4 separate regions of the Homo sapiens genome follow, and regions 1, 3 and 4 are each linked to region 2. The links are chromatin contacts, found by Hi-C or POLR2A ChIA-PET in ENCODE. All regions are on one chromosome and are shown on one strand. The core of a region is the stretch at or near the end of the contact, and the rest is flanking DNA. Distances in the headings are between cores, read along the strand shown. Region 1 holds the start of TAF12-DT (TAF12 divergent transcript). Region 2 holds the start of ARID1A (AT-rich interaction domain 1A). Region 3 holds the start of ATP5IF1 (ATP synthase inhibitory factor subunit 1). Region 4 holds the start of SNHG12 (small nucleolar RNA host gene 12).

Region 1 (3,097 bases), core at 509-3,008, 1.9 Mb before region 2:
GGTGGAGGAGGATCGCTTGAACACAGGAGTTTGAGGCTGTAGTGAACTATGATTGTGCCACTGCACTCTAGCCCTGGTGACAGAGTGAGACCCTGTATCATTTAACAATCGCCATAATTTCACCGTTCTTCCAACACCTTCCCATTGCATACTGAATATAATCTCAAGTCCCCATCATAGTCTAGGCTAAAAGGTCCAGACTATAACAAACCCCTGCCTACCTCTCCAAACTCATTGTCTTTCCCGGTTACCAAAGCTCCAGCCACCTTGGCCATCTTGGTCCTTGAGTAAGTGTTTTCCTTACTGAAGACCATGGCTCAGGCCATCAGCCAGCTAGATAAGTCTGGCTTATTCCAGTATTCTCTTCTATCACCCTTTTGTGCAGTTGCTAATGGTCTGTTTCCCACTCTAGGTTGCAAACTTTCTAAGGACAGAGATCATCCGTCTTAGCCACCAGTTATGTACTCAGCACATAGCAAAAGGCTTGTCACACAATGAGACTCAAACACTTGTCAAATGAACGTATATACATTCAACCTGGGTCTTAAAAAAGATGTATAGGCATTCAACAACAAAAAGTGGTATGCCGGACCCTAAAAAGAATGGAGAGCAGTGGCAAGGAAATAAGGCTAGGAATACAGCTTAGAGCCCAATGTTCATGAGGACTTGAATCTGAGAATTTGGATTGGGTGGCAGTGTAGAGGGTGGACTGGGAACGTGGTAGGATGAGGATTAGGAAGATATAAAGACAGGGCAGGATGCCGCACCAATCTGGGCACCTCTTCCTAATTTCTATGTGGCTCACTCTGGCCTGTCACAGCTCTTTATACAATTTTTGGTGTGTTTGTGGGTTCTTCTCCATCTTACTGTGAACCTTACAGATGCTGGAATTGGGTCTTACTTGCATGCCTAACATTCCAGCATACAGTAAAAAATAACAGCTGTTCTCTTTTTTTTTTTTTTGAGACAGAGTCTCGCTCTGTCGCCCAGGCTGGAGTGCAGTGGCGCGATCTCGGCTCACTGCAACCTCCGCCCCTCCAGGTTTAAGCAGTTCTCTGCGTCAGCCTCCGGAGTAGCTGCGATTACAGGCGCATGCCACCACGCCCGGCTAATTTTTTGTATTTTTAGTAGAGACGGGGTTTCACCATCTTGGCCAGACTGGTCTTGAACTCTTGACCTCGTGATCCACCCTCCTCGGCCTCCCAAAGTGCTGGGATTACAGGCGTGAGCCACATAACAGCAGTTCTCACCAAGCATCTGACAGCCGAAAAACTGAAAGCATTAGAGAATGCTACAGGACAGGCTTTGGCTTAGTAGTGAGTTCTGAGTTCAAGCTGAGGCTCTGCACTTATTAGCTAGAACTTTGCTTAATCTCTCACAGGTCTCCTCTAAATGATTAAATGGCGTAACGGAGGTAAGCGGATTAGCACAATTCCCGGCAAACAGTAAGCACTCAATTGTTACTACTGAATTGCCAGTTCACAGGCACAACCAACCGATCTCTCTCATCTCCTGGTTCCTCTGTTGCCAACTTCCTCGTTGAGGTCCAACAGGATACCTGTGGGGTAATGTGTCCCAGATGATATCCCAGTCCTGACACCAAGACAAAGGCACCAACCAAAAATGGCGACCTCAAAGCCATCCGAGGGCGTCAATTACCCGTCATGCTACCGATAGATAAATAAGCAGCGTCGGGAAGAAAAGCTAGTGAAGGATTCTTAACGCCGGGTTGGAATACGCAGAGCTCGCTCATGCTGCCACTCAACCACAAGCAGTTAAAAGCGCAAGCTGCAGGGTGTACCTACACACAGCTCAATATCGCCACCACGTGTCGGAGGGCAGTCTGCGCCTGCGCAAGCGAGGCGCGCGCCCGCCGGCCGGAAGAGCCGCGCGTTTCCGGGTTGGAGGCGGGGAGCGGTGCCGGAAGTAGTCGGGGAGGGCCGCGCAGTCGGACCGGCTGCTGAGACGAACGCTTCACTGGGGCAGTCTCTGCATATCATGGGGAGATAGACGCTGCTGCCTGTGAGTCTTGGGCCCTGGCAGTTGAGGAACAAGAGCGGGAGGAGGGAGTCAGGACCCAGACCTACAGTGGGTCAGTGTTCGAAGGACCAGGTTGTGGACGAGACGGGGCTGTGAGGATTCAGGCTCTTGGGAAGGGACTGACTGAGAGGATCAGGCTCGGAGAAGACGCGGCTGTGGGGACCCGGGCTCTAAGACGGGACTTAGGGAACGGGGACGGATGCGAGTTCTCCGGCATCTGAGGGAAAGTGGTCTGAGAGGAGCAGGATTATGAGGACCCGCACTCCTACGAGGAAAGGGTCAGAAAGGAACGGGGCGTGAAGACACAGGCTCCGGAGAGGTAAAAGTGGAGCGGTGAGGACTTGGGCTCCTAAGAGGCAGAAGCGGGACAGTGAAGACCCGGGCTCCTAAGGATTCAGAAACGGGGCAGCGAAGACTTAGGTTCCTGAGGGGCAGAAGCAGACAGAGAAAACTTGAGTTTGGAAGGGAACAGAAGCGGGCAGTGAAGACTGGGGCTTCTTTGGGGACGGGATCCGGGCTTTGAGACTCCGAGTTCCTGAGTCTCGGAACAGGGCTGTGAGTACCCAAGCTCCTAAAAGCCTTGGATCTAAGGGACCATGGATATGAGATCAGCCTACAAAGTAAAGGGAAAGGGTTTGGAAAAGATTTAGTGATCCATTTTTTCACAGTATTCCCTGAACCCAGAGAGATAAAGGACGTATTCAGGGGAAGACAACTTCTCCTTCGCACTGCCTACTTGGCTCTTGGCAAGCTTTTCTTGTGTCAGATACTCAATCTAGGAAGCCCATATGCAAACATCTTCATTTTCTGCTTCATTCTTGGGAATCAGATGTGAAGTTGAAAACAGTTGGAACTCAGTTATGTACTTGATAAGTGCTTTAAATCCCATTCCACTCAACCCTGAATGAGCACAGATCTCTGCATCTCAAATAAAAGAATGTCAGTGATGGAAGAGTCCCAAAAGATCATCTTTTAAAAACTCCTATTTTACATTTAAGAAGGCTAAGGTTCAAAGAGGCTTAGGATTACAGTGAGGCAATGGTTAGTTAGATCATAA
Region 2 (3,098 bases), core at 1-2,500:
GGGAGTTCCCCCGCCGGCCGCGGAGGGGCCGCCTCCCCCCATGGCCCCGAAGCGCTGCTGAGCGAAGGACGAAGACGACGAGGAGGCGGAGGCGCTGGAGGAGGGAGGCGGCTTGGAGCCGGCAGCCGCCGCCGCGCCGGAGCCCGGAGTGCCACCTCTCGGGGAGCTCAGCGCGTAGGCCGGGGCGGGCGGGGGGTAGGCGCTGCGGTTGGGGTAGTAGGAGTTGTACTGGTGGTTGGGGAAGCCGTGGTCGTGAGAGTTCTGCTGGGGCCCCGCGTAGGGCTCCAGGCCCCCGCCGCCGCCGCTCTGCAGCGCTGCCAGGCCAGGGCTTTGTTGTCCGCCATGTTGTTGGTGGAAGACGGCGGCCGCGGCGGCGGCGACGGCAGACGGGCTCCGGCCGTAGGGTTGCCCGAAGCCGTAGGCTGGGGGCGGCAAGGCGGCCGCGGCTGAGTGAGGAGGCGCCCCCACCCCATCGCTGCTGCCGCCACCGCCGCCGCCGGGCGGCTCCGTGAGGTTATTGTTCAGGGCGGGCCTAGGGCCCGCGTTCCCGTTCGAGTTCTTCAGGTCCGGCTCCGCGCCGGGCCCGCCGCCGCTGCCGGCTCCGCCGCCGCCGCCACCCCCATTGCTCTCGGCCCCGTCCTGCAGCTCCTTTCCCAGCGGCTGCGGCGGCCCCACGGCGGGGCCCTCGCTTTCCTGCCCGGCGGCTGCCTTCATTTCCCCGCGCTCGGCCGCTGCCGCCGCCGCCGCCTCGCCCCCCGCCTCCTCCCGCTGCTGCTGCTCGGCTTTCTTCAGCTCCGAGGGCGGCGGCGGCGGCGGGTTGCCCAGGCTGCTGGCGGCGGCGGGGGCGACCTGCGCGGCCATGATCCCCGCTGTCTCGTCCGCGGAGAGACCCGGCCCTGTCTTCGTCTTCTCCCCCCCTCCCACCCCGCCCCGGGGCCCAGTCCCCCGGGCTGCCCTCCCCACCCGCCCGGGCGGGCCTCGCGGGGCTCCGCTGCTGCGCTGCGCTCGCTCCTCTCCCCCCCGCCCCGCCGGCTCAGGCTCCGGGCTGGCGGCGGCGGAGGAGGAGGAGGCGGCGGCGGCGGCCGAGGCGCCGGCGGCTCAGCTGCTCCCGGCTCTGTAGGCTCGGGACCCGGCTCTCCCGGCTCATTCCCCCCAAGCCCTTGCCTGGGAATGAGGGGGGCGGTGGAGGCTCCGCTCCCCAGGGCCTGGCCCCGCTGTGACTCTCCGCTTTCTGCTGCCGGAGAAAGGAGGAGGGAGGGAGGGAGGGAGGCGAGGGGGAGGGGGCGGGGAGGGAGGGAGGGAGCGGGGGGAGGGGGACCCGGGACGGGCGGGCTGGAGGGCGCGCGGCAGCAGCCGGGGCGCCGGGAGCCAGAGTCAGAGCGCGGGCCGAGCCCGGCGCCCTGCCTCCCCTCGCCAGCTGCGGCTTGGGTCGAGGCTGCTGCGCGGCAGCGGGCGGGCGAGCAAGCGGTCGGCCGGACTGAGCGGCTAGAGCGCCCCACTCTCCTCCGAGTCCCCCTCACTCCGACACGAGGCTCAGCACTGCCATTTTACCCAGCGCCGTCGCGGCCGCCTGGCAAACCCGGAGTGGAGAGCGGAGCGGGCGCAGGCCGTGGAACGGACTCGCTCCCTTCCCTTCACAAAGGAGGAGGGGAGAGAACAAGCCGCGGCGGCGGCAGGCCCTCAGCCGCTTTCGCTAGGCAGCGCCGCCGCCGAAGGCTTCGGAGAAAACCCGGCCCGGAGCCCGCGCATCTCTGGAGCCTGCGCCGCCTCCCTCCCGGCGTCCCTATCCAGGTCTGTCCCCTCCCGGCCGTACCGAGGGGAGCGGGCAGCGTGAACTTTACCCGCGGCTGCAAAATTGGCCAGAGCCTGAGACCGCGGCCGCCTCGGCCCAGCCCTGACCCCCTGGCAGCGGGCCCGGTCCGTTGGCTGCTGCTTAGCACCTCTACAGCACTTTTCGTCTTCAAAGCCTTCTACGGACCCCGCTAAAGACCCAACCTTTTTTACCCTCTTTGCAAGCCCGAAAGAATGACTGATCATTGTTCAGACGATTCGTTTCCCACTCGCCTGCCCTCATTAGCCGGTCCTTACAAGGCTCTGGGGGCATGAGGTCCGGATTATCCCCATTTTACAGAATTGAAAGAGAGGGGAGGGAACTGCCTGTCACTTAAAGTCAGAGGGCAGAGGAGGGTGACTTTAAAAAGAAGTGGAGTCACCAAAGCTGCCTTCGGTCTACTTGCCTTTAAAAAAAAAAAAATCAAGTTGTGAGCACATTCAACAATGGGATCAGAATATCAAAATGGATTTGAAGTCAAAACTGATCATCTCACCACTAACTTAAAATGGAGGCCACTGAAGTTGCTTTAGGAGCATAGAACAGTTACCCAGCAGGAAAACCTAAACACCGTTTCTCACTCCCTCTTAAGAAAACTTAGCCTACCATGACAAGTAGCCCCAGTCTCCAAAGACAGTACCTTCTAATACTGAAAACCCACAGAAGAGGCTCCAGGGACTGCAGGAACCTGAGTGTTCAAACCATTACAGAAGAGAGATGCAGAAAATGGAAACCATTTTCTCCTTGAAGAAAAGGCACAGTCCAACAAGTCACTTAGAAAATGGATGCTTGTCAGATTTGTTTTCTATCCTGTAGCGTAAAGATTGTTTAAAGTTTACCATTACATTCTAAGAGACCCCGATTGAGCTGGAGTTGGGTAGAAGGCCAGGTTTATCTGAAAAGATCGACATACACAGAAAGCTCCAGTGTTCTCCTGATCTACAGGCCCCACCAAATCCCAGCAGCAGCCTTTTCTTCCTCAGGCTGACTTGGAATGTTCTGATATGACAGGCTACAAAAGCCAGAGGGGATTCCAGCTCCTCACCAGACCCAAGGCTGCCTTGGGAAAGGCCCAGGCCAGTGTTCCTAGACACCAGGATCTCTTTTCCCCCTCAGATTTTGTAAAGGGAGACTTCATGGCCACAGGAGCATTATCTTAGATTATGCAGGACCCGGGAGTGCTGGCAATGTCCCTGGTCACTATGAATAATTCCAAAGCCTGAACTCATTTCTCTCCCCAAGAAAACTTACTGCATCCTACACCAGA
Region 3 (3,313 bases), core at 720-3,219, 1.5 Mb before region 2:
TGACAATTTATTATAATCTGTTAGTAGCACACAGACAAATATTAGTTAAACCAGAACCATGTCTACACAGAAGTGGGCAATGACATGTGCCATTCTATGGCACACGGTGTGCACTTAATCATCATGTTTTAGCATTTTGATCTTCTGCTTATGGCGCTCAATTTCTTTCTGCAGACGCTCAATCTCCTTCTTATGATGAACGATTTCTTCTTCATGGTGTTTTTTCAAAGCTGCCAGTTGTTCTCTACTCTGTGCTCTACAAGGACACGGTGGCTCAGGGTTTAATTTCAATCCTTCACCCCAAAGAGATCTCAAAGCATAACCTGTAATGTCTAAGCAAGGAATAGGAGTTCCAATTCCATGGGAGTCTAGCTGGTCATCCTCTTCTACTCCTCAACTAGTGAAAGAATACCCCATCTTAAATTGAGGTGTAGCCATCTTAAGAAGACCAAAGAGCTTATTGCTTTCAGATTCCTCTTTAAAATAGAAAACTCCAGAGAGATGTGACACAAGTCCCTAATACCTTATGAGGGGAACAACCCAGGGAACTTGACTCCCCTTTAGGGAAAAAAAAAGGAACAAAATGAGGAAGACAGACAAAGGGGTGTAGCTAAAAGGCAAATATCCATTTCCTATTCCAATCTGTCTAGAGCTTTCTTTGCCTATAGAAATGAATGGCCCACTGTAAGGCCAATAAAGGGTCTCTTGCATGCGCAGTACTTGGCAGTTCAATTTAGGTTCCAAGAAGGGACTGGATTACAATGTTGGTTTGGTCACATTTAGGCCTCAGTTTTCCTTAACTACAAAATGTAGGGGCTCAATTAGATAGTCTCTAACGGCTGTACCTTGGCTCTCTATACGGTATGGCAGGTGTCATGGTGATAATTCTCAACAGAAGGCAGAAGTGAAAGGCCAAAGGACAAGCAAAAGCAAGATTAATTCCTCACTGCTCTCCAGAGTGGACAGAAGTCAGTTAAAGATAACTCAAGGCTGGCAAAGGGAGGCCCAGCCCACTCCATACTCCTAAGCAGGAGAGGGAAATCTACAGGTCTAGGTTGGGCTGAGTAGGGCAAAAGCCTTTAGAAGATGGTGTCCAACCATAAGTAGCTCCCATGACCAGCTCCCATCATCCTCACTCTTGCGGAGTCGGGGGTCTAGAAACACCTGAGAAGCCTGAATGCATGCAGGCTTGCAAAGCTAAGGCGTGCTGGCGAGGAAGGAGAGCGTAGAGGGGGTGACAGGTGGGTAAGGGCCGAGGGAGTCAGGCTGGGAGGCAAACGTTGGGCGGTCGGATCTAGACACTGTGCGAAGAATCTGGGGGTGTTTCGCACGACCTGAGGAGAACTCCACGCGGGAGATGGTAATGATAAAGGAGGAGTTGAGCCGTGGGTTGTTTTGGAGACCCGCCGGTGGAAACGGTTTGGGGGCCTGAAACTGTTGTGCAGGTAACTGGGAGTGCCCTATACGTGGCAACGGTCGGGACATCAAGGGTTAGGGTATACTGGATTGGGGCCCGGGAGTTCTGTTGGGGGATGGGGCGCCCAAGGCACCAGGTAGGAACGGGTGGGGCGATTGGCAGTTTAAGGATTGGAAGGCCATTGGGAGATCCAGGGCTGGACTTGGGACCCGGTGAGCCTCACCGGAAATATCGTTCCTCTTCAGCCTGCTCTCTCTTTCCGAAGGCCCCACCGGCTTCCCGGATGGAGCCCGCGCCCCGGTCGACATTCTCGGACTGCAGAGAGACAGGGACACTGGTAAAGGTACGGAAGCAAAGATGGGATCCGCCCGCGGGGCTGGAGCAGCGGACACTGCCGCAGCGTACCTGATCCGAGCCGAAGCCTCGGGCTTGCATGGTCCTCACGCCCCACACGCCAAGCCACGTCCGCGCCGCCAACGCCGTCACTGCCATTGCTGCTGGAGCTGCACCTCTGGCGTCTCTGCCGCAGCAAGCAGTCTCTCGTTACGCGCTAATGGCAGGGACGGCCAAGCACCCAATCTGGTCGACGGAGGGGCGGATGAACACAGGAGTAGCGAATCACGGGAGAGCGGAGGCGGGCTTCCCGGAGCTCACAGCGAATCCCGAGCAAGAGACGGGTTTCTTCTTAGCCAACCGCTAGCAAGGGCTTAGGGCCAAAGGACTGGAAAGAGGAATGATGGAGGAGTTTAGAGAGCTGAGTGAGGAGAGTGCCAGAAGCCGAAATTTCGGCTCTTGGACCCATCAGAATGAGGCGTGGCGTCCACCTCCAGCCCACGATTTCAATTCTAAAGTCGTTATTATTCAAAGCCCAAAGGAAGTTTTCCCTTCCCTGGCCTGCTAGCATCAATAAAATGGGGGAATTCGGGGTTTGGGAGCTGTGTCCAGGATGCTGATGTCCAGGATACCGACGTCCAATGTGCCCTGGCTTAGATATACATAAATCGCGTTCATTTGTTATGAGAAGTGTCAGTGTTCTGGCTGGGCGCGGTGGCTCACGCCTGTAATCCCAACACTTTGGGAGGCCGAAGTGGGTGGATCACCTGAGGTCCGGAGTTCGAGACCAGCCTGGCCAACATGGGGAAACCCCGTCTCTACTAAAAATACAAAAATCAGCCGGGTGCGGTGGCACGCGACTGTAATCGCAGCTACTCAGGAGGCTGAGACAGGAGAATTGGCTTGAACCCGGGAGGCGGAGGTTGCAGTGAGCCGAGATTGCGCAACTGCACTCCAGCCTGGTGACAAAGCGAGACTCCGTCTCAAAACAAAAAAAAAAAAAAGAAAACCCAAATTATAACTTGACCACCTCAGGCACAGTTTCCTAGGACCTCTTGAGGCTGTGTTTCCCCAAGCTATGGTCACTCATCTTGGCTCAGAATAAACCTTTTAAAAATATTTTAGTTTGTTTTTTTCGTTAGCAACATATTGTTGAATGGGCTTAATAACTGCACTTTTGGCAATGTGGTGCAATGCAGTAGAAAAGAGCAGGCCAGGCGCGGTGGCTCACACCTGTAATCCCAGCACTTTGGGAGGCCGAGGCGGGCAGATCACCTGAGGTTGGGAATTCGAGACCAGCTTGACCAACATGGAGAAACCCCATCTCTACTAAAAAAAAAATATGAAAAATTAGCTGGGCATGGTGGCGCATATCTGTAATCCCAGCTACTCGGGAGGCTGAGGCAGGAGAATCGCTTGAACCTGAGAGGCAGGGGGTGCAGTGAGCTGAGATCACGCCATTGCACTCCAGCCTGGTCAACAAGAGAGAAACTGTCTCAAAAATAAATAAATAAAAATAAAAAATAAATTAGCTAGGCGTGGTGGCACATGCCTGTAATCCCA
Region 4 (3,379 bases), core at 581-3,080, 1.9 Mb before region 2:
TATAGGCGCCCGCCACCATGTCTGGTTAATTTTTTATATTTTTAGTAGAGACGGGGTTTCACCATCTTGGCCAGGCTGGTCTTGAACTCCTGATCTCGTGACCCACCCGCCTTGGCCTCCCAAAGTGCTGGGATTACAGGCATGAGTTACTGTGCCTGGCCTTATTTATTTTTAAAGGCAGGGTCTCACTTTGTTGCCCAGGCTGACCTCCAGCTCCTGGACAGAAGTGATCCTCCTGTTTCAGCTTCCCAAGTAGCTGGACTACAGGTGATCCACTGCATCTGCCTTAATATAATATGTATATCTATCTATCTATATATACACACACATAGATATAGATAGATATATATAGATATATTTTTTGAGAGGGAGTCTCGCTGTATCACCCAGGCTGGAGTGCAGTGGCATGATCTTGGCTCACTGCAACCTCTGCCTCCCAGGTTCGAGCGATTCTTATGCCTTAGCCTCCCAAGTAGCTGGGACTGTAGATGAGTGTCACCATGCCTGGGTAATTTTTTTTTTTTGTATTTTTAGTAGAGATGGGGTTTTGTCATGTTGGCCAGGCTGGTCTCTAGTTCCTGATGTCAGGTAATCCACCTGCCTTGGCCTCCCGAATTGGTGGGAGCTACTGCGCCTGGGAGATATACATTTTTTCTTAATGGTTTTTTGACAGCTTTATTGAGGCATAATTGACACAGAATAAACTGCACAAGCCTGGGCGAAAAAGCGAGACTTCATCTCCAAAAAAAAAAAAAAAAGTTTAATAATTTTACTTTTTTTCTTTTTTTTTTGAGACGGAGTCTCGCTCTTGTCGCCCAGGCTGGAGTGTAATGGCTCCATCTTAGCTCACTTCAACCTCCGCTTCCCAGGTTCAAACGATTCTCCTGCCTCAGCCTCCCAAGTAGCTGGGATTACAGGCGCCTGCCACCACGCCCAGCTAATTTTTGTATTTTTAGTAGAAACGGGTTTTCACCATGTTGGCTAGGCTGGACTTGAAATCCTGACCTCAGGTTATCTGCCCCCTCGGACTCCCAAAGTGCTGGAATTACAGGTGGGAGCCACCGCGCCCAGCATAATTATTAAGCTTTTAAAGCGTAAACAAACGGCCGGGCGCGGTGGCTCGTGCCTGTAATCCCAGCACTTTGGGAGGCCGAGGCGGGTGGATCACGAGGTCAGGAAATCGAGACCATCCTGCCCAACATGGGGAAACCCTGTCTCTACTAAAAATACAAAAAATTAGCCGGGCGTGGTGGCGGGCGCCTGTAATCCCAGCTACTTGGGAGGCTGAGGCAGGAGAATGGCGTGAACCCGGGAGCGGGAGCTTGCAGTGAGCTGAGATGGCGCCACTGCACTCCAGCCTGGGCGACAGAGCAGCTCCGTCTCAAGAAAAAAAAAAAAAAGCATAAACTACAAAAAAAAAAATTGACTCTTAGACTTCATAAAAATTAAAAAACTTTTAGCAGGCTGGCTGGCGTGTGGAGACCAGACTGTCGGGAGCAACAGCAGGATCTGGGAGATAAGAGACTATTGCTATCATCTGGGTCAACGATTAGGGTAACATCAGTGGAAGGGGTAAGAAACAGTCAGATTATTGATACATTTTAAAGGTAGAGCACACAGGAGTTGCTGATGGCTTGGACATGTGATGTTAGAGAAAGAGAGGAGTCCAGGACCACAGGCATGCGCCCCCACGACCTGCTAAAGTAGTACTTACTTTTTATTTTATTTTATTTTTTTGAGACAGAGTCTCGTTCTGTTGCCCAGGCTAGAGTGCAGTGACGCGATCTCGGCTCTCTGCAAGCTCCGCCTCCCGGGTTCACGCCATTCTCCTGCCTCAGCCTCCCGGGTAGCTGGGACTACAGGCGCCCGCGACCACGCCCGGCTAATTTTTTTTTGTATTTTTTTTTAGTAGAGACCGGGTTTCGCCGTGTTAGCCAGGATGGTCTCGATCTCCTGACCTCGTGATCCACCCGCCTTGGCCTCCCAAAGTGCTGGGATTACAGGCGTGAGTAACCGCACCCGGCAGTAGTACCTACTTTTTAAAGTGTAAGCAAGGAAAGTTGGCCCGCACCTGTAGTCCCATCTACCTGGGAGGCTGAGGTGGAAGAATTGCTTGAGCCCAGTTGGTCGAGGCTGCAATGAGCCTTGATCACGCCACTGCACTCCAGCCTGGGCAACAGAACAAGACCCTGTCTCAAACAAAAAAGTGTATGTAAGAATAAAAATTAATAGATTAGGCACAGGATGGGTGTTTAATTCTCGGCAATCACCACTAAGTTTTCATACTGAGGCTTATTCATTCCATGGGCAAAACATTGCGCTATGTGTGGTGCCTGGGGTGGGCTCCAAATTCCAGTCCTCTCCTCGCTTGCGATAGCTGTGTGATCCATTCCTAAGTTTCCTTATTTGTCCACAGAGCGTACACAGGGTTTTTATGAAAACTAGATCAGATAATCAGACACAGTTAAAATAGCACGCGCTCAGTAAAATTACATATTAGTGGAAGAGACAAGCCTTGAATAAATCGCCTTTCGGGGAGTATGACCCCCTCCCCGAAACCCACTCAGGCGCTGCTCGCTCGCACGCCCACTGAGCTCGGAGCGGAGCCCGAGCCCTTTCCCAGCACACAGGGTTCATTTCCAGACTGAAAGACATCCCAGAGACAACTCCAGAGGCCAAGGCGGGTCGGCTTCCTGCGTGGGCCCAGCGCCGGGCACTGAAAGGTGAAGGCGCTTCTTCCGCTCGGAGGAAAGCCTCTGGCGGTTCTCGCTTCGCGGGCTCGGGATGGACACGCGCGTAGGGCTGGGGAGGTGACGCGCGGACAACGCCGGGGCGAGCAAACTACAACTCCCAGGCAGCTGTGCGCCACGCGGGCGGCCTACTGTCGGGTGTGGCCGCGAGGGGCGGCCTATATAAGCTCTTGCTCGCGGCTTCAGCGCCCTTTCTCCCCGCCGCATTCCCGGTGTCGACTTACTAGCTGCAAGCCTCTGCCTGCCTTCCTGCGCGCCGTTCCCCGCTAGTCGCTGCTGCTGGCGCGCACTCGCCGGGTTTTTCCTCCCACGGCCTCGAGATGGTGGTGAATGTGGCACGGAGGAGCCGGGCCTTCCAACCCGGTGGGCCCGAGCTCCGAAAGGCCCCCTCGGCAGTGAGAGGGGCGGGAGCCCGCGGGGGCCGCGCCCTTCTCTCGCTTCGGACTGCGCAACGCTGCGCTCTGGGCTGACAGGTGAGTGTTGCAGGCAGGCGGCCGGGTTTACGGAAGGGGTGGGGGTTTGGGAACCGGTCTCCTGGGGGATGCGGGGATGAATCCCTGGGCCTGAAGTGTCTTAATTCAGGGGGAGGCCGCATGCTGGTGTCAGGATGGCCTCCAGTTGAATCTGTG

The links. A loop is a pair of places that touch in the nucleus more often than their neighbours do. ChIA-PET counts read pairs that join two places held with the same protein, here RNA polymerase II (POLR2A). Pooled maps may share reads with other maps.
Region 1: a loop to region 2 is called in a pooled map, with 8 times the contacts of the local background. The contact joins the promoter of TAF12-DT here to the promoter of ARID1A in region 2. A Hi-C loop is called at or near these places in 4 of 50 pooled maps. POLR2A ChIA-PET finds 5 or more read pairs at or near these places in 4 of 52 experiments (A673, BJ, CD8-positive, alpha-beta T cell and 1 more).
Region 3: a pooled map shows a loop between it and region 2 (5-fold over the local background). The contact joins the promoter of ATP5IF1 here to the promoter of ARID1A in region 2. A Hi-C loop is called at or near these places in 9 of 50 pooled maps. POLR2A ChIA-PET finds 5 or more read pairs at or near these places in 3 of 52 experiments (T-cell and activated naive CD4-positive, alpha-beta T cell).
Region 4: a loop to region 2 is called in a pooled map, with 6 times the contacts of the local background. The contact joins the promoter of SNHG12 here to the promoter of ARID1A in region 2. A Hi-C loop is called at or near these places in 4 of 50 pooled maps. POLR2A ChIA-PET finds 5 or more read pairs at or near these places in 2 of 52 experiments (HEK293 and K562).

The regions. Positions count from the first base shown.
Region 1 is chr1:28,641,917-28,645,013 of GRCh38, reverse strand. It overlaps TAF12-DT (TAF12 divergent transcript), which reads right to left and starts at 1,758. Exons shown (of 2, transcript NR_146730.1): 1 at 1,251-1,758. TAF12 (TATA-box binding protein associated factor 12) reads left to right here and starts at 1,947. Exons shown (of 6, transcript NM_005644.4): 1 at 1,947-2,022. RefSeq lists a silencer at 103-397.
Region 2 is chr1:26,694,167-26,697,264 of GRCh38, reverse strand. ARID1A (AT-rich interaction domain 1A) reads right to left here and starts at 1,250. Exons shown (of 20, transcript NM_006015.6): 1 at 1-1,250. The coding sequence starts at 861. LOC124900417 (translation initiation factor IF-2-like) reads left to right here and starts at 860. Exons shown (of 2, transcript XM_047439473.1): 1 at 860-1,048; 2 at 1,300-3,098. The coding sequence starts at 860. The coding sequence ends at 1,986. RefSeq lists silencers at 1-236, 287-616, 987-1,146, 1,237-1,566 and enhancers at 545-1,480, 1,481-2,417.
Region 3 is chr1:28,234,780-28,238,092 of GRCh38, reverse strand. ATP5IF1 (ATP synthase inhibitory factor subunit 1) reads right to left here and starts at 1,969. Exons shown (of 3, transcript NM_016311.5): 1 at 1,823-1,969; 2 at 1,641-1,732; 3 at 1-256. The coding sequence starts at 1,909. The coding sequence ends at 115. RefSeq lists enhancers at 1,711-1,770, 2,564-3,070 and a silencer at 2,507-2,731.
Region 4 is chr1:28,581,434-28,584,812 of GRCh38, reverse strand. SNHG12 (small nucleolar RNA host gene 12) reads left to right here and starts at 1,830. Exons shown (of 6, transcript NR_146382.1): 1 at 1,830-2,723. RefSeq lists an enhancer at 2,663-3,379.